3 separate regions of the Mus musculus genome follow, and regions 2 and 3 are each linked to region 1. A link is a loop called in an ENCODE intact Hi-C map of the cell type or tissue named here. Cell type or tissue: heart. All regions are shown on one strand.

Region 1 (5,000 bases):
TTGGGTTGAATTAGAAAAATGCCTATTTTTCTTGTATCGATGTAGAAACTCTATTTTCTCCCAAAGACACTATTTTTGCAGCTATTTGAAGTTTGTATATTTTCCGTATTGCAGAGCTTACACAAAATTGAAGAATGTTAATGTTCAAGGTTTCATATCTTGTGTTTAGAGGTTATTGTGGTTTTTGTTTGTTTATTTTTTGCAGATCTTGATTTTAATAGACCAAATAAATATGTATTCCAGCAGTTTGGGTTTTCTGAATACCTGGGATGGGAGGAGTGAAGTAGAGTGGAAGGTATTGTATCCATCACTGTATCCTGTCTTCAAGAGAAGGAACTTCCATTTAACATACAATGGTCTAGTTGCTGTATGGATGGGCCTTGCTAGAGACTTTTCACAAAGACACATTAACATGACATCTTGTGTAGAATGGAGAATGTGATGTGTCCTGCAAGTGGACATGGAAGTCACTAGGGAAGCGGCCCATTCTAATAAGAGTCCCCCAAAAGCTCCTGAGCGTCAGTGGACTTGAGAGAGAATGTGAATACAACTGAAGGGAGACAGTCTGGCATTTCAGGGACTCCTTGTACTTGCAGGGAAAATGAGACTAGGAAATGGCTTGTAGCTGGAGCAGCATTAAGGCAGTAGCTACCATGCCTATCTGTGTGCCAGTGAGTACCCAAGGCAAGAGTGTGCAGCCTTGGACACAGAAACCATCCTTGTCCTTTCATAGCCTCTCAGATGTAAGAGCTCTTAGATGTTTGAGCAAAGTGGGAATCACCATCCCAACATTCTGTTAGTGCGTGGAACTTATGAAGCATTTCAGCAAAAGGCATTTCCATTCTACTGGGGGGAATACAGTGGTGCAATCATATCTGTCTCAGAAGACTTCAGGAACGCCCACCCCCCATCCCCCGAGCGCAGGTCAGGCTATCCCAAGTACTATCACCAGCAAACCAAATGAGAAGATGTAAGAGAATGTCATTGAAAATATGACAACCGGGCTGGTGAGATGGCTCAGTGGGTAAGAGCACCCAACTGCTCTTCCGAAGGTCCGCAGTTCAAATCCCAGCAACCACATGGTGGCTCACAACCATCCGAGATCTGACTCCCTCTTCTGGAATGTCTGAAGACAGCTACAGTGTACTTACATATAAATAAATAAAATCTTTTAAAAAAAAAAAAAAAAAAAAAAAAGAAAATATGACAACCGTTGGGGTGAGAGAAGAACCATTCTGTGAGTGAAGGAATATCCAAACAGCTTTTTCTAAAAAGACTGTACCAAGTCAGGGAGTAAGGATTGGCACCCTGACCCACTTCACAGCTGGTGCTTCCTAACCAAAGAACCCCCCTGCTGGTTATCACCATTGATCTCACCTGAGGAGACTCAGCCAGGTGGTGGCGGCGGCAACCGCACACATCTTTAATTCCAGCACTTAGGAGGCAGAGGCAGGTGGAGCTCTTGAGTTCAAGGCCAGCCTGTCTACAGAGAGTTCCAGGACAGCCAGTGAAATCCTGTCTTGGAAAAAAATAAAAAACACATGGGGAAACTCAACCCAGGTCAAGTGAATTGTTTGAGGTCCCAGTTGGAAAATAAAAGGCAGAAGTGGAATCCAGACTCACTGTTTGGTTCCCTGGAAGTGTCTGTCTGCTGATTCACTAGAATAAACCAAAGGCCAAGAAAGTAAACGTATAGTGACTCCCAGAAGGAGACACCAGGAAAGGGACAGACCCTATTTTCTCTTAGTCCTCCTAGCCTTGAAAGATGTCTGGCTTGTCCCCAAAGCCTTAGTGAGTCAGGTCCCCAGTGATGGGTGTGGTGCTGCCTGCCTTTCCTTCCTTTGCCTGAGGACGTGCCAAAGGAGCAAGCCTGCTTAGAGGAAAGCAACCCAAGACCCACAACTGCTTGACAATTGGGACTGTTATTAGGTAGGGGACTTGGTGACCTGGTGTTAAGTCTTGCTTTTGCAATTCTAGCAAAGCAGGTGAAGACCCAACTGTTAAATCAGGGAGAAGTCCATGGATGAGACCAAAAATAGGAAGAGGTGTGGTGTGGTGTGGTGTGGTGTGGTGTGTGTGTGTGTGTGTGTGTGTTGCTTCATTGGAGAGTTGGAAGGTCTTGAAGAAAATTTACTTAAGAAGTTGGAAGGGAGCCAGGCAGTGGTGGCGCACTCCTTTAATCCCAGCACTTGGGAGGCTGAGGCAGGCAGATTTCTGAGTTCGAGGTCAGCCAGGTCTACAGAGTGAGTTCCAGGACAGCCAGGGCTACACAGAGAAACCTGTCTCGAAAAACCAAAAAAAAAAAAAAAAAAAAAAAAACACTCGGAAGGGAGGTAAAGAGAAAAGGATTGTAAATTCAACATTATTCTACATAGCAGATTCGAGGACAGCCTGCGCTACATGTGATTATGTCTTTTGTTGTTTTTTAAAAGGCATTTCAATAAATTGAATTTTTCACCTCGAAGAGGTGAGGAAATACGATTAGAGTTGAGAAAATATGATGACTAATACTCCAAACTTGCACAGCACACTTAACAGTTTATAAAACACTTTGGTAAACCTTAGCTCATTTAATCCTCACACCGTTCAATGAGTGACAGGGTGGTTATTACTAATTACCCCTCGTTTGCAGAGCGAGAAAACTGTAGCTCGGAATTTAAGCAACACGTGATGTGCTGCCTCTAAGTGATAAGAGCCCTGACCTATCACAGAGCCTGCCCGGTGGCTCCCTGCCCAAAGAAGAGGACCTGGACTTCTTAGCCAGGTCTTGAACACAGGGTAGACAGGGTTGGAGTCGCTAACGTTGGGCAGCGGCTAGAGGGCGCTACGGCTCTATGAAGCGTTCTTGGCGTTAGGACCCAGCCGAGGCCTGACAGCCAACTGCAAAAAAAAAAAAAAGCCTTTAATTCTCTTCTGGCCTCACCGCCTCTTTCTCCGCCCATCTGTCTATTTTCGCTCTGCGGAGCCAATTGATAACATCCACATACTTATACGTCATCACTATACGCCGCGTAATCGCCTAGGCCTCCCCACCGAGCTCCAGCTTGTAGATGTCCTCGGCGTTGCCTGATCGGAAAAACCTAAAAGAGGAGACAATAACCTCGATATGGCTGGCTTTCCTGGCCACCAGGAATGGAGCCAAGATCTTAAAGCCTTCCTTCTTTCCTAGAACGCTCCTGCCGGGGCAGGAGGCATTTCCCTCTCGGAAGCTCTGAGCTGGCATATCTGGAGGTAGCTGCTCCGGCCTACGAGCCGGCGGTCGCACGCAGCTCCTATGAGGTCCCTGCCGCCGGCCGGCGATGTCCGCCTGGAGCTTTCGCCTTCGCCGCCGGTACCGCTACCTGCTCTGAACGGATCTTCGGCCGACTCGTCCGTGCGTCTCATGGCCGCTAGTAGATCCCTGGTGCCTGATCGGCTGCGCCTGCCGCTCTGCTTCTTGGGTGTCTTTGTCTGCTATTTCTACTATGGGATCCTGCAGGAGAAGATGTGAGCAGACCCTTGAGGGGGCAGGACTCCTAGCATCCCCCAGCCAGGGCCGGAATTCAGTCTCCACCATCCATTTTACGGTCTAGTCTTCAGGCTTCCTGTGTCTGGTACAGGGTTTTCTCTTCTCCGGCTCGGCCCTCTGACCTTTTTTTGCACCCTGCTATTATACATTGCTAGCTGAGCATCCTTGTAATTCTAAAATTTCAGGGCCGGCCTCTGGAGTTTTAGAACGCGATTTTTTTTTTCCCTTTAGATATTTTTACTTTTGTTGATTCCAAGAGTGCTCCGTGACCTGAGCCAGGTCTTATTTTATTTTATTTTTAGAAAGCCCCGAGGTGTTTGCAGACCGTTAATCTTCTTGCTCTGGGTCTTGCCTTTTTTTTTTTTTTTTCTCCTACGGGGGATACTTTTGTTCAGCTGTCTTGACTTTTTTTTTTTCTCCTACCTGTGTCCTTTACGGATATTTTTTCCTTAGGCTATGGTAGCAGTAGGTTGGCGTCTACTGTTTAGACTTAGTTTTTAGGCTTAAATCAAATCGTCTCCTTTGGGTAAATGAGCTCAGTAATCCTTCCTAACTCTAACTACACCCACAAAAGCATGATACTTCCAAAGCTCTCAGTGGATCTGAACATACTTGATGCCACCGAGTAGCACACACTAATTGCTTTTTTATGTGTTTCGTCTTAGCACAAGAGGGAAGTATGGAGAAGGACCCAAACAGGAGACATTCACCTTTGCCTTAACTTTGGTTTTCATCCAGTGTGTGATCAATGCTATGTTTGCCAAGATCTGTGAGTACCTCATAGTAATTTGTTGGGCTCACTCTCCTTCCTCCCATATTCTGGGCATAGACGTGGATTCATCTTTAAAAATCAAAGTTTTCCCTACCTCCACACCCTTGAGTATTTAAACAGCTTCTCTACAGACTGTAAAACCAATGGCTGTGAAATGAGATTAAAATATTAGGCCTCTAAATTATACCAACTTTTTAGTTGGAGACGACTGGGCCGTCTATATTCCAAATCCCCATTGAAAGCCCTTAGAACATTTTCCCCTTTATCCCTTTGACTTCGCTTTGTGTGTCAGCTTCAAACATGTCTTTGTTCCTGTCAGTAGAGTTAAGCCATCCTTTCTTGAACTCAGTGAATCTCTCCCTCCACTCAGCATGTGGTTGTGTTAGGCTTAAGGGGAACTGGGACGATGAATAATTTTCAGAGATTTCCCAGCTTAAGAGGATAGAAATAGCGGTCTTACTTGACAGGCAAGTTCCTTTCCTATGGCCTCAACTTTTTGCTTAGTGGTCCATCCTTGCCCCACCGGGTTTCTCTTGTATGTTTTGTTTGTTTTTGTTTTATTTTTTGTCTTCTCCCAGTGATCCAGTTTTTTGACACTGCCAGGGTGGATCGCACTCGGACCTGGCTCTATGCTGCCTGTTCTGTCTCCTATGTGGGTGCCATGGTCTCCAGCAACTCAGCCCTGCAGTTTGTCAACTATCCAACTCAGGTGAAACCTCA
Region 2 (5,000 bases), 120 kb before region 1:
AAGGAGAGTCCCCGATCTGTCCCCAGTTCTCAGACTCACTCGAGGCTGTGGCCTATCTTCCTTCAGCCTTGTTGGAAATGGTGGTTCCTGCCAGTCTCAGTTCAGAGATGATCCCTCAGAGACTTAAGGCCAAAGAAGGAGAAGGCTTTGGCCAAAGTTGCAGAGCGGGTGGGGGGAGGGAGACGGGATCTACAGCTGTTGGGGAAGGGTAATGCTAATTGGGCTAAGCTAGAGGATTAAAATGGCTTTTCCAAGGACAATAGCTCCTCCCAGGATGCCCAGCTCTGGGGAGGCTAAATCTGGGAGGCTGGGGGAAGAGAATAGAACAGCCCTTAGCTCTGGTACTTCCGACAACTAAGGGGCAGCCAGATTCTGTCCTTGTTGATATTTCTCAAGATGGAAAAGACCATTTTAGACCCAGCTTCAGCTTCTCCTGTGCTACCCTAGTTAAGGGCAACCTTAGTTTCCATGTATGTAAAACAGACAGGGGATCACATGTTCTCTTGTTGAGACAGTCTTACTCAATATCCCTAGCTGGTTGGAGCTCTATATAGACTAGTCTAACATCTGGTTTGTGCCAATCCTCCCGCCTCCACTGTGTGTGTGTGTGTGTGTGTGTGTGTGTGTTCCTGCCTCAGCCACCTAGGTGCTGGGGTTACAACCACATGCCGCCATGTCCAGCTCCAAAGTCTAATAATAGTTAATATTGAAATTTTGACCGGAGTGTGCTTGAGAGCCTGCCCTTTGATCTAGATGGCTCAGATTCAAGTTCTGACCCCAGTTCTCAGCTACACTACTTCTGGACATATTTCATCTCTACACACCTGTATGTCTTCATCTGTTAGATGGTGACAGTAATAGTATTAGGCACTATTTTCATGAGGTTTGGCTGAGAATTGATGTTACCTAAATTAAAGGTCCTTAGGGCAGTGCCAGGAACACAGTATGTGAAGATTTCCATCATCATTAGTACAATGTGCTATTTGGGGTAAACCGTGAAGAAGAGCCTGGCGCCAGGCTGTTGAGATGGTTATCCACCCCTCCCCCTTTCCTCATCAGCACCACACTCTAACGCTAGCTCTCTGCTTCTCCAGGGAATCCCCGTCCCCAGCATTGAACTTAAGCTTCAGGAGTTGAAGAGAAGCAGGACTCGCCAGTTCTATGGTCTGATGGGGAAGCGGGTGGGAGGTGAGTGACAAAGGCTGTGAGCGTGGCTCAGAGTGGCTTCTGCAATACCCAGGAGAGGGAGGGTGCTCATGGGATAGTGAGGTACACTGTCTATCAGTTGTCAATCAAGCAGGATGCTCTAGGGAGTGCCAATGGTAACAGGTATATAAGGGCTATTCAGTAGATGAGGGGCTGATGGTTTGCACCCTGGTTCCACATCAGAGAGACGGGAGAGTGCTCTGAGGCTGGACAGCGGCACTGAGATGTGAACGAGACAGGCTTTCCAGTCAGTTCTGTGCAGAAGCTGTCCCAGAGACGGAGACGAGTCAACTGGACAAAAGCTGTTTCTCTTAGGTTGCGATTTTTTTTCTTCGACACCATTGTCCTGCGGAGCCACGCTCAGTACGAGCACTTGCTCTGTCCATTTGGAGCACACTGGCTGCATCCATCAGAGGCGGAAATGTATGCACCTTTTCACCAATAGTTTCACATCAGGAAATCTCAAGTTCGTGGGAGGATGTCACGTGAGCCCTGAGATGTTGCACCATGAGGCTCATTGCTGAGTTGATCATAGCAGCAAAACCTAAGACCACTAGTGGGGGAAAGGTCAAAATGTAGAACATAAGTGCAACACAGTGGCACATGACAGTAGTCCTGACACTCGGGAGGTAGACACAAGGTGTTAAGTTCAAGCTCATTGTCAGCTACACAGTGAGTTTGAGGCCTACATGAGATCCTGCCTTTAAAAAAAAAAAGGGATCAGGGAGATGGCTCAACTCAAACATGTGCAGCTGAAGTCAGCAGCCAACACCCACATGAAAAGCTAGGTCGTGCACCTGTAACTCCGGCACTGGGGAACGAAAGGCCGGACGATACTTGGGACTTGGTGGTTAACCAGTCAAACCAAATGGTGAGCTTCAGGCTCAGTGAGAGGCCCTGCCTCAAAGACCAAAGTGGACAGTGATTCAGAAAGGCAATCAGTGTCCACCTCTGGCTGACACACACACACACACACACACACACACACACACACACCCCTACAAATACACTTATACAGGCGTATACACACATATGCTACACCACGCATACATACATACATACACACACATCTACTCACACAGACATACACACATACCATGTGCTAGCCATTGACAACCCTGGACTAAACAGTGACCTCCAGCTGGGGGCACGGGCTGGGGACATGCCTGGCCAGCGCTGCTATAGCACTGGAGAGCTGCTGTGACTTGACCAGAAGACTGGGCTCTCAGGTTGTTCCCCAGAGGGTGGGATGCGCACGCCTAGAGAGTGCCTGCAGGGGTAGGAGTCAGAGCCAGAGCTGTAGAATTACCAGAGCTAAGAAAATGCATCAACCAGGAAGATAAGAGAGCTCAGAGCTTCAGCCCTTGGCCCCCTGAGGATGTAAGAACTGCAAACCCAGGTAGGCTTTATTCTCCTTAAACCCTTCATAAGAAAGAGAATCACAAAGGGAAGGTTGGGTGTGGTAGCCCACACCTCTAATCCCAGCTCTTGGGAGGCTGAGGCAGAGGGATTACCTGTGGCTATCCTGAACTACAAAGCAAGTACCTGTCTCAAAGGAAACAACACAGAAGCTGCCAGTCTCTTCTGACCACTCCTGAGTGCCACGGGAATCAGGCCATGCCCTTTGGCCGTTGCTGATTTCACTGCCCCCTCCCTAGCAGCTGGAGTGAGATTGCCTACCCTAGCAGACAGCTTGCCTCCATGGACTGGGAAGGGTGCTGTCCTTGGCACACTGCATAGTGCAGTCCTGCTGTGTCACGTGACTGTCGTTCCCAGCCTGGAAACTCCCCACAGGAAGATGCAGGCTTGGGTCACTCTGTGTCCTTAATACTTAGCCTAGTTTCTGAACATGGAAATACTGGTGAAAGGATTAGCAAGAGGGCAGCCAATGTGTAAAGACATGGAAGAATGAAGGGCTCTAGGGCATCTCTCATGTCCCGCAATGAAAAGGGCTGCATTTGCAAGCCCCCCTCCCCGCCCCCACTACCCTTTCTTTCACAGTTTCTCTTCACCTCTTCTTTCTCCCCCCCCCCCCCCACCAGGGTATCAGCTGGGACGTATAGTGCAGGATCTCCTTGGCACGAGAGGTTTGTCCATAGAAGGTAGGCATGGGCATCTAAAGGGTGGTAAGGGCATCATGGGAAAACAACGGGATGTCCTACTGCCGTCAGATAGAAGAGGGTCCTATAGTATTCTATCCAGCAGAAGGGGCCATGGGAGGTGAGAGCTGAGGTTCAGGGAGGGGAAGAGGCTCCTGATGACCTTTTGATTATTTATTTGTGTATGTTTATATATGCTGCAATATGTGTGTGGAGGTCAAGGGTTGGTTTTCTTCTTTCCCACGTGCCAGAGACCCAACTCAGGTGGTCAGACATGTTGGCTGGTGCCTTTGCAGGCTGAGCCATCCTGCCAACCCCAATGATCTTAAAGTTGTACCTTTCCTCGCCTATGCCCTCTCGGTTCAGTGGAGACAGAATAAGACGTTGATCCCTGGGTCGGGAATTTAGTCTTAAAGAGAGTCTTAGGCTTCAACAACTATCGTTAAGTAAGCAGCCCCATGGGAGAGGTGATACCCTGAGCGACTAACATCCTCCACCCCAACACACATATGCAAACACACAAGCAGGAGTTATTCCCTTAAGTGGTTCCTAAAGCCAGGCATGAAAAGAAATGATTCAGGCTTGGGAAGGAGCACCGAGCCAGTGAATCAGAGCAAGGGCAGTGGATGCCAATAGTGAGCAGACGCAGGGCACCCTGAGTGCCATGCTGTTTCCCTGTTGTGCTGACTCCTGGCCCCTCCCTGTCTCTCCTGATAAAACACTGGCTATTGGGAAGAAAGACAGGAATGAATTGTTCTCGAGAGACTTTTTCAACGCATCTGAGGTCCTCTGGAACTCACCCCAATTACTAACTTGAGATGAATAATCTACATGCACGGGGTGAACTGGTTGCTTAGAGACATCATTTTCCAGGGGTGGAAAGTAATTTGTCCTAAGCCACACAGTGAGCTAGTGACAGAAGCCGTTTTCCTGGTCAGTGGTAGTTCCATGTCCCCAGGAAGGGGCTTTAGATGACCAGTGCCCTCTTTGAGGAGATGTGACAGGCAGGTGAACCTGTGATTTCACTGCTTTAGGGACCTGCAGACAGGCGGCGAGTCAACAGAGGGCACGACCCGGAGCAGTGACCAGAGAAAGCCTCCAGAGTCGAGAGGAAGATGAGGCTCCCCTAACCACCAGCAACGTGTAGCACTCTGCCACCCATCTCTCCCCAGAACATCACAGCTGAGGAGCCTCAGCCAACAGTCCTGTCTTTTGTCCTCAACTTGGGTATTTCCTGCCAGGCCCTCGTCACACTCTGCATTTTCTCCCAGGACTCACTCTTGGCATCTGGTAGCAACGACACACAAAGCACGGCTGCCTCCTCACAAGCTGGACTGACCCAGCTCTCCCTTGTCCCTACAGCAAAGCTTCACACTCTGTATCCCAGGCCTAGCACACAGTAGGGCTCAATCAACGACGAGTTAGCAGTAATAGGTAGCTTCCTCAGCCATGCAGGGTAGAGGGTGGGATGTCAGAAAAGCAGAGACCAACATTACACAGCCCAGGTCTAATGTCTAATCCTTGGGTGGGAAGAGAGCTTGGGGCCTGGCTAAAACGGCAATAGAAACAAGAAAAAGACCCTGGTGGAGAAGACGCTGCATGTATTGTATTTGGGGGCGGGGTCAGGAGCCTTCTTCCCTTTAGATTCCTGATGTTGCTACCAACAGACATCTCCCTCTGTGCTGAGGCTATGGC
Region 3 (5,000 bases), 130 kb before region 1:
GGCATGCCAGGCTATCCATCTTCAAACCTCCCTCGTAAGTCTCCTGTCTACCCTTAGGACGGTGGGACTACAGACTCATGCTATCCCACGTGGCTTTTATGTGGGTTCTTGGGTTTTTGCTCAGGTCCTCACACTGAGCCATCTCCCCAGACATTTTGAGGGTTCTTGGTGTTCTCTAACAGCTCCAGCACCACCCTTGCTCCTTGAGCCCAGTGCCTCCTCCTGGGCAGTCCAGGCATCTCAGCGCCACACTGTCCAGAAGCGCACCCAGGCATCCTTACTCCTTGAGCCATATTTCCCCATCATCATCCCAGTGCCTCCCACTTCCTGTCCTCCAGACCTCAGACCCAGGACACCCTTGGCTGTCACTGAGCTCAGCCCACGTTTCTCTAGATCAGGACTGGCCTCACCCAGCCCCACCCCAGGTCATCCTGGGACTATTCCAGCGACTTATCCTGACCTCACCCCATACACATGAACATTCTCAGGACGAAACTCCACTACCCCTGCTGAAGAGCCATGGCCCAGGCAAGCCCCAGATCCTTGTTCGTGAACTTTTTTTTTTTTTTTTAAATGATGCTCAGCTGGGCAGAATAGAGCATACTCATAGTTGTAGCACTAGTGCGACAGAAACAGAAGGATTCAAAATTCAAGGCCAGCCTGGCCAGGCAGTGGTGGTGCACGCCTTTAATCCCAGCACTCAGGAGGCAGAGGCCAGCAGATTTCTGAGGCCAGCCTGGTCTACATGGTGAGTTCCAGGAAGGGCCAACCTGGGCTACAGAGTGAGACTGTCTCAAAGACTGCTCCTCCAAGGGACGATGATTGGATTCCAAGCACTCGATGGTGATTCACAGCCTCTTTAACTCCAGTCCCAGGATATCTGATGTCTGCTCTGGCCACCATGTGCACCAGACATACAAGTGTTGCATAAAGATGTAGACAAAAACACCCATACACGTAAAATAAAATATATTTTTAAAAAGTTTTAAAAGATAAAGATTGAGACGGGCGTGGTGGCGCACACCTTTAATCCCAGCACTCGGGAGGCAGAGGCAGGTGGATTTCTGAGTTCGAGGCCAGCCTGGTCTACAAAAGTGAGTTCCAGGACAGCCAGGGCTATACAGAGAAACCCTGTCTCGAAAACAACAACAACAACAAAAAGATAAAGATTGACATTACGTAGTCCTTGAAGGCTGAGTGGAGACGGGGTATGAAATAACCCTTGGCTGTCTGTATCTTCAGGGTCAGAACGGAGGAACAGGGATCAGGCCCACGTGAAATGGCAGAGCCTAGGTCCCAGCTCCAGTCCTGCTAGGCCCAGGGAACTCAGGACATCTTGATGTCTAGAGTCACCTCTGCTTCGATCCTAAGTGCTTGGACATCAGAAATGGAGTTTTCTCCCAACCCCAAGCTGTCCTCATCTGCCCCAAGCTACCCACACTGGCCTCATGTTCACCACAGACAATAGAAGGATTGGGCAGATCTAGGACTGGGACCAGGGGCATCTCCTCATCTCCAGTTGCCCTCTCTAGTTTGGGTGGCTTAGATGTCCAAGGTCATGGTCAGGGATAGCAGGACAAAGTATGTCCTCTAAGGCTAGCCCAGGTGCCCCTTGAGACCGGCCATCCTGATTCCCCCCTCCTAGGCACTGTTTCCATGCTAGAGCCTTTTGAGAGCAGCAAGCTGTTTTGCAGACGGCGGGAACTGGAGGGAGGCTCTATTCCGCAGACCAGGGGCAACGCATTATCAACATTTTCAATTAGCAGTTCACTCCACCGCAGCACTCAGACCAGGCTCCAGGAAGAGAAGACTGGTTTTAAACAGAGCTTCTCTCCCCTCACTAATGGGGTCAGACCCGAGGGTTTACTGTTTGCAGGCGCTGGGAGAAGTGAGCACTTCAGAAAGGCTCCTCTGTTCCCCTGGAGGCAAGGGGCAGTTCTAGAACCCAGAACTCCTAACATCCCATCTTCACCACCCTTCCTGTGCCCACCCTTTAAGATCCAGGATGCTGAATTTTGTCTAAGGAAGACACTCCATACAGGGAGACCCAGTCTGATGGCAGGCACCTAGCTGCCATATTTTAAGAAGCAACTGAATGGTGAAACATCAGGGAATGCCCCATGACTTTCCTTAATCTGGGCTTTCCCAGGGAATGTAGATGGATGTTGTCGTTTAATTATATTATTAACAGCAATAATTGCTGCCATTTATTATATGCTGACAGCGAGCTAAACAAACGCTGCACAAAAATTCTCGTGTTATCTTCTTACTCCCTACAAGTGTGCTCTCTCTCGAGCGTGCTCTCTCTCTCTCTCTCCCCCCCTCTCTGTCTCTGTCTCTGTCTCTCCTACAGCAAGGGAAGTTTAGTGATGGGGCCATAATTTGAACCTCCACACTCTGCAGACACAGTGGAGACAAAACACCCATACACGTAAAATAAAAGGTTAATAGAACAAAACAAAACAAACGAACGCCAAAACCCAAACAACAGTAACAATAACACCAAATCCTGATTTGCTAGCAGTAGATATGGCAACACTTTCAGGAAATTTAATCTGGACCCTGCCAGAGATATGGGAAACCAGGGCTAGAGGCCAACAGCCTAACAGGCTAAAGATGCCAAGAACATGAGAGATTTGGGTTCAGTAGTGGAAATGTGGGTAAATATCTGTCCACCCCAACTCTGACTGTAAGGACCAGTGAGGATAGAGATGGAGCCTTTTGCCCAGTGTGCCTGCTCTTCTGTAGATGCCCTGCTATGTCAAAGTAGACGTTCAATAAATTCATGGCCAATGAGGGGGAACAGTAAGGTGAGAGAAAGAGGGGGGAAGGGGAGAGGGAGGATGGGGGAAGGAAAGGGGAGAGAATGAATGAATATATATGTCCAAGCTATTGCAATGGAGGGGTCCAAGCACGGGGTTTTTATTTGTTGCTCCAGGTCTGGGCTCTCGGGTGACCTGAGCCACTTTACTCCCCCGCCACTGGAAGGAACCTACTGTTCTTCTATGCAAAGAACAGAACATCATCAGAACCCTGCACCCCGGTCCCAACTCGCGGGCACGCGGCGCTCTGGGAGGGGCGATGAGTCGGTCAAAAGCTTCCACGTGGGGGCGCTGGTAGGACGGAAGCAGGGTCCAGCGGCGTCCCTAGATCAGTCCTTAACATCTGGCCTTCTTCCGCAAGTGTCTCCACGGGGCAGCCAAGACCTCTCACCCGAGCCCCTCCCAGCCCCGTCATCGCTTCCCCCCTCCTCCCCCCATTCCGTTTCCTTGATCTAGGAGGTGAACGAAACAAGAGCCGAATGCAGACCCAGGTTCGAATCCCGACTCTGCCACCCGTGGCGCCTGGCCTCCGGGAGCCGGCCTCTAAAGGGCCCACGACCCCCTCCTCTGGCCGAGTGGGTGCGCGGAAGCGTCGGCTTCCTGCCCGCAGCTCGCCCGCGGCATCTAGTGTTTCCCTTTTCTCCCTCGGCTTTTTCTTTTTTCATCCCTGTCCGCTTGCATCTTTTTCTTCTCGGCTCCGCAATCCTGGCCAAACCGCAGCCTTTAGCAATCCTTCGCGCCCACCCGGCGCCCAGGGAGCCTCTCCGCTGCCGCGACCCGCCCCGCGGCCAGAGCGCCGCCCGGGACCCGGGCCGCCCACGTGCAGTTGTTCCGGAGCTCAATCTGCCCTCCTGAGTCGGTGAGGGTTGCTGCCGGCCTCAGCCGATAGAGGGCGCTGCCCCGGTTCGGCCAGTCGGGGGCACTGCTCGGCTCGACCGCTGGAGGGCGCTGCTCGCCCGATCGTGCCCGACTGCGCTAGTACCGAAGTCCCATCCTGCCGGGGCCCCGCCTACCCCCGGGTCCGACCTCAACCGGAATCTGCCACCCACCCTGCGTTTCCCTTACCCTACGAGGACAGAGCGGTCTGTCCTCCGGTGGCCTTGTCATCCATCTGGCTTCGGCGTCCCAGTCCACCCGCCTCAACATTGCAGCGAAGGGGACTCGCCGGCTAGGGCCTCGCCCGCCCGGGTGGCCGAGGGCACCGGGCGGGGCTGCGATCCCGGTCGTCCGGCCTTCCAGCCTCAGCCTGACCGCAAACCGAGGGCGATGCTGCAAATAGCCGCGGTTTCCAGCTGGTGCCCCGCCTCCCTCTTGGTCTTCCGGACCTTTGGGGTTTTCTCTCTCTTCTTCCCTCCACCCTCTCATCTGCCCAGTGCCTCCCCGCTGTGTCCACACAGTGCGCCCACCACATCCTGACCCATGCACTGTGGTTCCTTCACCGGCGAGGTGGAGAACCTCGAGACCAATGCCGAGGCTCGGGCGTCTGCTGTGCCTGTGAACGATTTACGCAGTCATTCATGAACTGCTTGCACCGTAGCAAGTTTGCAGACAGGGAAACTGAGGCTCAGAAACTCCTCACAGGGGCTGGAGAGATGGCTCAGCAGTTAGGAACACCATCTGCTCTTCCAGAGGTCCTGAGTTCAATTCCCAGGAACCACACGGTGGCTCACAACCATCTGTAATGGGATTCGATGCCCTCTTCTGGTGTGTCTGAAGACAGAGTACCCACATACTTGAGAGAGAGGAGAGAGAGAGAGAGGAAGTCTGGGGGCTTCTCTGGGTTCCTCTCCTTTTCTCAAACTTCCTCAAACACATCTCTTTAAAGTCAGGTGCCATCAAGAAAAATATACACCAGGGTGGGTGTAATTCAAGAGAGTCAGGGCAGAGTGTGGAGGTCCAAATTATGGCCCCATCACTAAACTTCCCTCCTGTAGCGGAGAGAGGAGAGAGGAGGAGAGACTCCTCACAGACTAAAGTTAATCTATCTGTGCCTATGGTGGGAAGGCTACCTCCTATTCCAGAGCCCATGCTGGGATCCTCAGGCTAGCCTATAGCGAGTCTGACCTGCCTGTTTGCACATCTGTAAAAGATGTTCAGCCTGGCCTGAACCAGGGAATCTGCATTTTAGCATGTCCTAGTATTCTGAAACAACCCCTATTGCAGCGCACCACAGGTTTC

The links. A loop is a pair of places that touch in the nucleus more often than their neighbours do. Peaks named below come from ENCODE experiments on the same cell type or tissue, not always from the same donor. Only the 100,000 strongest peaks of a DNase experiment are listed, where the experiment ranks them.
Region 2: a loop joins it to region 1, with 3.0 times the contacts of the local background. A loop is called at or near these places in 9 of 42 quality-filtered maps.
Region 3: a loop joins it to region 1, with 7 times the contacts of the local background. A loop is called at or near these places in 9 of 42 quality-filtered maps.

What each region holds. Positions count from the first base shown.
Region 1 is chr11:95,381,628-95,386,627 of GRCm38, forward strand. It overlaps Fam117a (family with sequence similarity 117, member A), which reads left to right. Exons shown (of 8, transcript NM_172543.4): 8 at 1-245. Slc35b1 (solute carrier family 35, member B1) reads left to right here and starts at 3,229. Exons shown (of 9, transcript NM_016752.3): 1 at 3,229-3,486; 2 at 4,174-4,277; 3 at 4,859-4,989. The coding sequence starts at 3,383. In heart, a CTCF peak has its summit at 2,803; DNase peaks (open chromatin) are centred at 1,834 and 2,974; H3K4me3 peaks cover 1,863 bases; H3K27ac peaks cover 1,606 bases.
Region 2 is chr11:95,264,121-95,269,120 of GRCm38, forward strand. It overlaps Tac4 (tachykinin 4), which reads left to right. Exons shown (of 4, transcript NM_053093.2): 2 at 1,095-1,188; 3 at 3,249-3,308; 4 at 4,340-5,000. The coding sequence ends at 4,452. Among named protein-coding and RNA genes, the nearest start is that of Tac4, 5.1 kb to the left of the region's middle. In heart, no CTCF peak of the experiment used is centred here; a DNase peak (open chromatin) is centred at 2,971; H3K27ac peaks cover 12 bases.
Region 3 is chr11:95,255,552-95,260,551 of GRCm38, forward strand. It overlaps Gm11515 (a long non-coding RNA gene), which reads right to left and starts at 4,412. Exons shown (of 3, transcript XR_388972.1): 1 at 3,888-4,412. In heart, a CTCF peak has its summit at 3,085 (motif pointing right); DNase peaks (open chromatin) are centred at 379, 3,140 and 3,840; H3K4me3 peaks cover 1,705 bases; H3K27ac peaks cover 1,639 bases; H3K27me3 peaks cover 771 bases.